Linked DNA regions of Homo sapiens: region 2 is linked to region 1. Evidence: chromatin loops called from intact Hi-C (ENCODE). Cell type or tissue: PC-9. All regions are shown on one strand. Each heading gives the region's core, and the rest is flanking DNA. Links, peaks and the distances in the headings are about the cores only.

Region 1 (5,388 bases), core at 251-5,250:
TTATTGAATGTATTCAGAATACCTAAGTTCATTGTTCTTTTTTACCTTCACTGGTTACATGGCATTTCACTGAATGAACAAACCAGAATTTGTTTGATGAATCTTCTAATGCTGGACATTTCAGTTACTTTCTGTTTTTCTGTACTATAAACAATGCAGAGGTAAGTAGTGTGTGACTACACCTTTCCAAGTCCTTGATTGTTCCCTGTGAAGAAATTCCTAGACGTGCAACTGTTGTTTCACCTGTATGTTAATTTTTAAGGCTTTTCATGGGTATTACTAAATGTTCCTATAACAATTTTTATCTTAGAGGCAGAATATTGGTATATCCTTTTTTTCCCAAATTCTTGATATTACTATTTTGCCAATTTGACTACAAAGAATTGATTATCATATTTTAAAATTAACATTTATTTAATTACAAGTAAAACTGAACTATTTTTTTCTTTTTTGCCCAATTTTATGTTTTGGTATAGGTTTTTCCTTGTTTATTAATAGATTTAAAAAATAAATTTGAAATATTAATTTCTTGTCATTTGTTCAGGTTTTCTCCTTCAACTGATTGTTGTGATGAGTTATATGTCTAGACTTCCTGATAGTAAATTGCACTCCTGAAATAATCCCTCCTTGCTCATAATGTCTTGCCAGATTTGGCTTGCTGGCATTTCATTTAGGATTTTTGCATCTATATTCCTAAGTGACATTAGTCTTCAGTTTTCTTTCTCTGTGTATTTGTGTGGGTGTTCGTCAGGTTTTGTGATCAGGATAACTTTAATTTTATAAAATGAATGGGCTTATTCCTTCTTTTATTTTATAATGAGAACCGCTTTTAGAGCATGGAAATTACCTGTTCTTTGTAAATTAAAAAGAACTTGCTCATAAAGCTGTCTGGGCACTGTAACAATCATCAGAGGAAAATGTGTAACACCCTATTTTTCCCCACGTTTTCTACTTCTTTGTGATTCCAGTTAGCTAATTTTCCTAGAAAATTGTCCTTTTTATTGAGATTTTCAAACTCGTTACCATCTTTACAGTTTTATTGAGATATGCATACAAGTCACCCATTTAAAGTGATTTTTAGTGTATTCAGAGCTCTAGACCATCACCACAACCACCACAATAGATTTTATAACATTTTGAAAACCCCAGAAAGAAACCCCATGCCCATTAGCAGTCACCCTCTATTTCCCCTTAATTCCCCCCCTTGTCCTAGATAACCACTAATCTACTTTCTATCTCCATAGAATTCCCCTATTCTGGACCTTTCATATAAATGGAATCACACACTGTATGGTCTTCTATGGCAGCCTTCTTTCACTTAGTGTAACGTTTTCAGAGTTCATCCATACTGTAGCATGTAGCAGCACTTTATTCTCTCTCTTTTTTAAGTTTTCGTTTTTGATTAACAGACTACTTTTTAGAGCAGTTTTAAGTTTACAGAAAATTGAGCAGATAGTACAGAGAATTCCCTTATACTGCCCTCCTCTCCACTCCTGACCATAATTTTGCCCACAAACATCTTGCATTGGTGTGGTATATTTGTCATAATCAATGAATTGATATTGACACATTATGATTAACTGAAGTCCGTACATTTGGGTTCATTCTTTGTGTTGTACAGTTCTATGGGTTTTGACAAATGTCTAATGTCATATATCTACCATTACAGTATCATACAGAGTAGTTTTGATGAAAAGGTAAAACACAGGGGACTTTTAGGGCAGTCTTTCCCTCCTCCCTGTGAACACCTACCAACCACTGATCTTTTGATTTGCCTTTCCCAGAATGTTATATAATTGGAATAATATAGCATGTAATCTTTTCAGAGGCTTCTATCACTAAGTAATATGCATGTAAGCTTCTTCCCTGTCTTTCTTTGGCTTAATGGCTCATTTCTTTTTATGGCTAAGTAATATTCTATTGTATGGATTTACCACAGTTTATCCCTTCACCTTTTAAAGAACGTCTTGGTTACTTCCAATTTGGGGCAATTATGGATAAAGCTGCTTCAGTCATTTGTGTGCAGGTTTTTGTGGGCACATAAGTTTTCACCTGATTTAGGTAAATACCAGTGAGCATAGACTATGTTTATCTTTGTAAGAAACTGCCAAACTGGCTTCCAAAGTGGCTTTGTAATTTTGCATTCTGACCAGCAATGTATAAGAGTTCCTGTTGCTTTACATCCTCGCCATCATTTGGTGTTGTAAGTTGTTTGGATTTTTGTCATTCTGATAGGTTTGTACTGGTAGTTCATGGTTTTAATTTGCAATTCTCTGATAACATACGATGTTGAGCATCTTTTTACATGCTTATTTGCCATCCATACATTTTCTTTGATGCGATGTCTGTTTAGATATTTTTCCCATTTTTAAATTGATTGTTTTCTTTTTTTGTATAGTGGATACAAATCCTTTATCAGATATGTGTTTTGAAAATATTTCTCACACTCTATGGATTCTGTTTTCATTCTCTTAACAGTACCTTTCACAGAGCATAAGGTTTTTGGTTTAATTTTACTAAAGTCCAGTTTCTTTTTATGGCTAATATTCCATCATATGGATATACCACATTTTGTTTATTCATTTATCACTTGATGGACACTTGAGTTACTTCCTTTTGGCTATTGTAAATAATGTTGTTATGAACATTTGGTAGAAGTTTTTTTTTTGAAACGGAGTTTTGCCCTTGTTGCCCAGGCTGGAGTGCAATCTCCGTGATTCTCCTGCCTCAGCCTCCCAAGTAGCTGGGATCACAGGCATGTGTCACCATGCCTGGCTAATTTTGTATTTTTAGTAGAGACGGGGTTTCTCCATGTTGGTCAGGCTGGTCTCGAACACCCGACCAAGGCGATCCACCTGCCTCAGCCTCCCAAAGTGCTGGGATTACAGGCGTGAGTCACCGTGCCCGGCCTGGTAGAAGTTTTTATATGAATATATGTTGTCATTTCTCTTGAGTAGATACCCAGCAGTAGAACTGCTGAGTCATATGATAACTCAATGTTTAACTCTTAAAAAAAAAATAAAAAAAAAACTGAACAACTTTTCCAAAGCGGCTGCACCATTTTATATTGCCATGCCTCCTACATTGCTAGTGGCATTTTACGTTGTCACTAGCAGTGTAGACGGGTTCCGTTTTCTCCATATCCTCACCAATGCTTGTTATCAGTATTTTTTGTTATAGCCATTGTAGTGGGTGTGAACTGGTGTCTCATTATGATTGACTTGTATTTCCATAATGACTCATGACATTGAACATATTTTCATGTGCTTATTGACCATTTGTATATCTTCTTTGCCTCTTCACTTTTGATATTCTTTTCCATGGGAATTTCATGGATTTCACTAAAATCTTTGTGCAGATGATTTCCAATATTTACTTCCAACTTTGACCTTTCTCCTGAGATTGTCGCAGTTTCCCATCTGTTTCTTAGCCATTAATGCCCTAATTGCAGAATCAGTGTGTCACAACTGAAATTCATCATCTTTCCTCCCAATCAATTTATTCTTCCTCTGTGTTCCTTATTTCTGTTAATCATAGATTAACTAATCTTCTAATGATTAGACTATTCTTCTAATCATCCAGACTTTCAATTTGGCATCATATTTACATGTAAGAGAAATGAGATAGGAAGGAATCAGTTTGTTGCCAAGTTCCACATTACTTTCATAATATTTTGCATATGTTTTCTCTTTACTTTGTATTCTCTCCTTCCTGATCTCTATCCTCTTCTGACTTTTTTGATCCCTTACTCTTCTGGTTCTCCTGTCTTTGATCGTTTTATTTCAGGTTATTCTTATCTGCCCCTTAAATTACCTATCTGCAAGATCTCAGCTCACTGCAACCTCCACCTCCTGGGCTCAAGTGATCCTCCCACCTCAGCCTCCTGAGTAGCCAGTACCATAGGTGCACACCACCATGCCCAGCTAAAGGGTTTCACCATGTCGCCTAGGCTTGTCTTGAGCTTCTGAACTCCTGAGCTCAAATGATCCACCTGCCTTGGCCTTCCAGAGTGCTAGGATTATAGGCATGAGCCACTGTGTCCAACCGTCCACAATCTTTTACAAATCAATGTTTACCTTCCTTCTTGGCTATTTGTATGTAGTCTTAAGATATGAACTATCACTTACACACATAACTCCCAAATAAATATTTCTAGCCTTGGAATATTCTGAGAACTTCAGACACATATATCAAACTATCTGTAGGACAGATGTCCAACTGGATAGATGGACATTTGTAGAATAGATGTGCAATTGGATACATGTCCAAACTTAACTCTCCCCACCTTAGCTGCCCCCAAACTTGTTCCTCTTGTCATATTTCCAGTCAATGGCATGACCATCCATCTGGGTTCTCAGGACATACATCTGACCATCATTCCTCCTTTCTCCCTCTCCCCTAAAGCCAAATATTCACCAAGTCAGTACTATTCTAAAACTCTCTTTAATATTCTGTCTTTATCCCCATGCTGCTTCTTTGTCCAGGCTTTTATCATCTCTCATTTAGACTATTTCAGTGATTTTCAATCTTGCCTTTCTGTCTAGTCTCTTACCATGCCCCCCAACCCGCTTCGTGCAGTCTACTGACACAAAGTGAATTTCTAAATTGAAAATTTAGTCATGCCATTTCACTGCAAAGAACAAATCAAAATAAGAACAAGTACAACAATATTTACTGTCTCTCTGGTGGCTGCTTACTTTTCTAAAGGATATAGTTTAAGCTCTTTAGCCTGTCATATTGTACTGCTCCCTACCTACTTCTTCAGCTTTGTCTCTTGTCACTCCAGAAATATTCTTCTGTCTTTTAATGTGTTCCCTCTGCTCAGATGCTTCTTCCTGCCTTCTTTACTTAGTGAACCACCATCTGAGATTTCTTGGAGGTAGACACGATCACATGGCTGGAATCCAAAAGGGATGGTCGATAAGAACCGGCTTCAGTGAATGTGGATTTACATACTTTCTGGGAGCTCTGTATGTAAAGGAAATGCTTCCAGCCCTTCCTCGCTTGGCTCTTGGCATATAACTTCTGATGGCTCTCCTGCTTTAGTAGTCACTTTTGGAGCAATGAGAGATCAGATTCCTTTAGTGGCCTGGGAATGATGTCACATGGTGTTATTGATAGAAGCCTGCAGAGCTTGGGATTCTGAGAAGCAATCTTCAGACTAGAACTTACCCCAAGAGAATGAGCAACTCTATGGTAGAGGGCGAGAGCCTCGAACAGGCCCAATAACCTCTAGTCCAAGGACTTTGGGAAGTTTTATGGTCCCTTCTAGGCCTACAGGATACAAGCACTCAGGGATAGCAGTGTTTTTGGGTAAAGAACAGTGCGGGGCTCTGGGCTCAAATTCCTGGGGGCAAACAAATCAATTTGGCTCCCCTCAGCTCTGTG
Region 2 (5,388 bases), core at 320-5,319, 83 kb after region 1:
TTTTTTCCTTTGCTTATGGGCTTTGCTTATAGTCTGATGAAAGTAAGTTATACTTTATAGTTTCTAAGGAGATTAGGATGATAGAAAGTTTGAATGAAAAAAGCCATATCAAATTACTCTAGTTCTTAATTTTGCCAGAGCCATTAAAACCCAATTAGATACACACCAAATTCCTGTTTATTAGAAGCTGGCATAGTTGTGGGAGCACTTTTAACTACATGCGGTCTTTTGCAAAAAGGCATTGCGTCATTTTAATAACAAGCACGTTTTCCATGAATATACTCATTCACATCAACAAAACAGCTTCAGCCATTTACAATCCAGTGATTCGAACTGTTTAAGCAAATAAGTGTATGAGCCATTAGACAGCTTCTTTCCTTCTTACATCTTCTCTCTCATTAATACTCCATCCCCACCCCCATGCCTGTTGAAGCACTATTCATGTCCTCCAGGAGCAGCTCAAATAGTATCAAGCCCAATCATTCCTCCACAAGACAAAATTGATTGCTTCCTTTCTTATTCTTCTCCCTATCTCTAATGCCAAGTGCAGAACATGGCCTGTAGTAAATATGTTAAGTGAATGCAGTAAGAGTAAAACCAACTGTGAAATGGTACCATTTTGGGAGACTGGCCGTGAAGATGGTGCTTTCAGAAAGGCCTTTCTCCTCTACTGCCAAGACCCAAGCAAGCATGTTAAGACGGACTACTTACCCAAGACTGGCTATGGCTGTTTCTAATAGAAGCAGAGAAAACCAAGAGATATGGCATTTACCCACAAACACTGCTATTAACTTGCTTGTGCTTGGGGGAGTAGGGCAAGGTACTCCTGATTTGTGTGCTTGACCAGGGCATGCCACGGACATAGAGTCAGGCCTCTTTCATCAATCATATGCTTCTGTAGCCACCATTGTGCAATAGCATAGGAGTGGATAATCACCGTGTTTTGATGATTTTTCGAAGGTGGAATAAAGAGTGGTATTAGAATCTAAGGTGTTGATTGTCTTCTATAGGAAACATCCTCTCCTGTTCCATCAGAAACTCTTCAAAATTCGAAACCTTTTAAATTAGAAGTTATTGGAGATCCCTTTCTAGTTACATTGACAAATGAGTTATTTACCTCTGCCCTCTCCTTATTATGTATTTCATTTGAGGTAAACACAATGCTTATTTAACTTTTGCATCCTCAGATTAACTGCAAGTGGAACAACCTAATACATTTCCCCAACATTGGAGTTTGAATTCTTTTTTTTTTGGATATATATGATTTTATATTTTCTCAACATTAAACTCAAGGAAAGTCACTGTTTTATCTCTTTTATCTTACTCAGACCATGGTGGAAAATAAACTCATTAATTTTTGTTGTAAAGGAGAGGAGAAGCTGGTGCATGTCAATTAAGTGAAGTTTATTTAAAAGATCTTATACGTATAATTAATCTATCCTAAAATATGATCTTTCTCTATTGCATTGTGCCTTTGTGGACGTCAGTATTATCAAATAAAAATAAGTTCCAATTTAGTGTGTTAATAGGTGCACTTTAAATATATTTTAAAAATTTCTTTCCAAAGCAATTTAAAGTGTATATAAGGAAAACATAAATAACATATTTCACAACTTAAATGCTTTTTTATGCAAATTCTAATATCTGTTTCAGAAATCATTTCTATAAGAAAATGAAATCTTAAAAGCTGTGCAATACAAATGTGCATTTTATTTAAAAAAAAGGAAAACAGAGAAACCAATGAAAAGAAAGAGTGTTTAAGAGCTATTTCAGAGTAAAAACTTAATATATTAATTCTTTGAGAAGTAATTTTTGTTGGAAAGGAGGAGCTGGTGCATGTCAATTAAGTGGAATTTATTTAAAAGATCTCATAAATATTATTAATCTATCCTAAAACATTATCTTTCTGTACTGCATTGTGCCTTTGTGGAGTTTGAATTCTAAGGACAACATTTTTCATTCTCAAATGAAGCTGACTTCAAGAAAGAACAGCAGACCAAGCAGCAATGCTGGCCTCCTCTGTCTTGCAGAGCACTCTTATAATGAAAGGGCTTGTGGAATTTGGCTCCATTTCCTACAGCCATGGGATAAGGGTTGCATGTAAACAATAATATCCTGTGCTGTTTGGGCCTCATTTAACTGTCTTTATTACTTTAGAAGGAACTGCCAAGTGGTGCTGTTTCTCATAGCTCATGCTTTACATACCAGCGGTATTGTAGGGTCTGCTTCAAAGATGGCACTCCACACCACGAAGCTTGTGGCTGTTGGCACACTTGGTTGTCACCAGGCTTCATGTTGACACATTCCTTCAAGTCACACCAAAGGTGCACTTTCCATGAAGAATGAATCTGGTACACTGAAGGTGGGCCTGTTATTGCAGAAGGCCTTTGCAGTTACCATTTGGGTGTTTTCCTAGAAAGCTATAGCAGCTCTGCACCTAGAATGACTGTGTTTGCTGAATTACAAACAGAGAGGTGATTTTTGCAAAGTAAGCTGTTACATTATTGACAGAGCACTAAGCTGGAGTCAGGAGATCTATGCTGTACTCCCCAGCTGACTAGCTCTTTAGCTCTAGGGGAAACATCCTTGATTTCCCTGGCTTGTTTTCTAACCTTGAAATGATGAGATTATGCTAGATAATCTCTAAATTCCTCTCTGGCCTAAATTTGATCAGGCAAATTAAAACAGTAAACAACAAACAGTGAGTCAAGAAACAGAAGTTCCCAATCCAAGCTCTGCTGCTCAGTAATTGTGACTTGAGACAAGTCATTTAACCATTCAGACTCAGGTCTCCATTGCTGGGGAGACCAAAGTCTTCTCTACCTGCCCCACCTGGTGGTTGTGCCTGTTGAATAGGGAAACATCTTTTTCACTCAACACATACTGAACAATTGCTCTGTGGCACCAGCTTGATAGATAGCGAAGAAGCACAGGTTATTAGATTATCTGTTACTACTACTAATATTAACTACAGTTTAGTGATCACTTTCTATTTCCAGGAATGTACATACAATATTACATTTAGTCTTCATTTTATGGAGGAGGAAATTTGAGGTTCAGAGAGGTTTAATAATTTGTTCAGACTCATGTAGCTCTGCAGAGCTGGAGCTGAGATTTGAACCAGCATTCTTCTGTTCTTTATTTTAATGGTTACAAAATATCTCACCTCTGACAAGGAGCTTGTGTTACTATCATTATTTTTCTGGGCCATAGTGTCTGAATCCCAAGATCTAAAATCTGTTGGGGGGCAGGCAGATGAGGGGACTGATCTGGCTTGGGCTGAAGGAGAGATTCTCTTTACAGACACAGGCTGAGGCAGCACAGCCAGGGTAGTAAAAATACCTGAGGGACAGCCCTCAGGTATTTTTCAAGCCTTTCTCTGGCTTGTAGACTTATTTTCAAGTCTACAAGCCAGAGGAAGTCCAAGTGGATTGCCCAAACTGAGGAACCAAAATCAGCAGTCACTGAGATGACTGGTCAGGTGAGTGCGGAATAAAGCAAGCACTGTGAGTCACAGGAAGGTGAGAGTGCTTTGGTACAGTTTCCAAGGCTTGGCATTGTTTGCAACGAGTTTTGAGTGAAGCTCATGGTATGGTATGTGGTTAGAGCAACCCCTCTAAAAAGCCATGCAGAGGGCAGAAAAAGCCCTCAGTTTTCTCACCAGTAGAAGAAAGGCTCATTGGCTAAATGAGCTCTGAGTGCATCCCTTAGTCAAACATTCTCTTAGCCAGCAGATATGCAGAGCTGGGCTACACCAGGGTTCTGAGCAATAAACAAGTGCTCTTGGTAGGCCATTTTTTCTCTCTTTGGAACGTGACGCTGAGTTTCTGAGATGCTGGGATTCGCTTTTGGTGTGTCAGGAGCTGCACTGGCAGGTCCCCATCCCCCACAAAGCAACCCCTGTTCTGTTGGCCAACACTTCCCAGGGCAGCCCTCCCATCAAGGGAAGTGGGCTTTCTAGCCTTTGGGAGGTTGTACAACTGCACCTAGTTGCCATAGACACAGCCAAGCTTTTTGTATGTCTGCTTCACTCCTCCAAGACTGCTGCTTCTCAGACCATACTGATGATGCTTTCTCCTACTTCCTAGCCTAAAAGAGAATGGTTTGCTTACTTGGTCTTTGGTTTAGAAGTGGCTGTTTGTCCTAACATTGGACTCGTGCACCTGAAATCATGGCCTCAATGGCAGAAGCAGGCCAGTCAGGGAGGAGAGAGGGCTGACCCCTGGTATTGGATATGGCCACTAACCAGGACCCAGGCTTGGGAAAGTGGCATTGTTACAGGCAAAGGCAGACAAGAAGGTGAGAAGAATACTCTCCACGCAGACCTAGGTGCCTCGGTGATATTCTAGAAAATGGTCAGTGCTGAGGAATACAGCATAACCAACATAATAACAATAATTACAATAGCACAAGAAGACACTTGTATGGACACTGGTAAGTATTTAGCATACACTAATTCTTTTGGTCCTCACAACAATCCTGTGAGGCAGCAATATTATCTCCTCACTTTACATAGGAGGTAACTAAGGCACAGAGGAGTTAAATAACCTATTCAAAATCACACAGCTTAGGGAGTATGTGGGTATTACTTGGCTCTTCTGCCAGTTGGGCAATCATCATCTGCAAGACCTCTAACCAGTGGCCACACCCTAGCCACTGAGTCAAGGTGCCAGTTCCAGAGAGAAAGGTGGGCAAAAACAAGGCAGGGAGAGTGACTCATCTATCCAGCATTAGTCTAGTATTGAGGACCATCCTCTGTGCCAGGTGTTGAAGGAAGATTTAAGTAAGATGATATCTCATTTAGGCTAGCGTTTAGTTTTCAAGGAGGGTAGGAAGGTAGGCAGGACAACTCTAGGACTTAAGAGTGGGAGTTAAGGCAGAAGACCAGCTGTTAAGCATGGGTCAGTGTAAGAGGTAGGCTTGGGAAGAGTTCTAATCTGGGAGCATTACAGATCTTTCAGGCAGCTGTTCTAGGGGGTCCCAGACAGGGGAGAGCACCCTAATTCTAATGCTCCAGCCCAGGGCTGAAGCCAGGCATTGACTTCATGCCTGTGAATTGGCTGGTCAGGGAACTGGAGTGAGCCTTAGCCTCTAGGTGGAAGCTCCAACTGTAGGGATCTGAGTAGGAAAAGGGAATTGAATTGGGGGCTGATGGGAAAAAATCTAAGAATAACACCCCAGCTCCTGTGGAACCTGATTTTCCTTCTCCTATCCCTTTGGCAGCATAGGTGCCAGATGTGGTGGAAAGGGAAATGAATTTGGAGCCAAGAGATATGGGCTCCATATGTTAGTAGAAACTATGATGTTTGAACATCCTTGTTGGGATAGCTGAAATTCTTAGTAGAAATTGCAGAAGACCAGAGGACATCTGGGAAATATACATGGATT

What was found. Hi-C counts contacts between places; a loop is a spot of excess contacts. Peaks named below come from ENCODE experiments on the same cell type or tissue, not always from the same donor. Only the 100,000 strongest peaks of a DNase experiment are listed, where the experiment ranks them.
Region 2: a loop joins it to region 1, with 2.9 times the contacts of the local background. A loop is called at or near these places in 6 of 110 quality-filtered maps.

Annotation. Positions count from the first base shown.
Region 1 is chrX:149,964,754-149,970,141 of GRCh38, forward strand. All of the region lies in intron 9 of EOLA2-DT (EOLA2 divergent transcript), which reads left to right. Among named protein-coding and RNA genes, the nearest start is that of EOLA2-DT, 29 kb to the left of the region's middle. In PC-9, for the core only: no CTCF peak of the experiment used is centred there; no DNase peak of the experiment used is centred there.
Region 2 is chrX:150,047,757-150,053,144 of GRCh38, forward strand. No RefSeq gene overlaps it. Among named protein-coding and RNA genes, the nearest start is that of EOLA2-DT, 110 kb to the left of the region's middle. In PC-9, for the core only: a CTCF peak has its summit at 2,835 (motif pointing left); a DNase peak (open chromatin) is centred at 3,525; H3K27ac peaks cover 2,158 bases.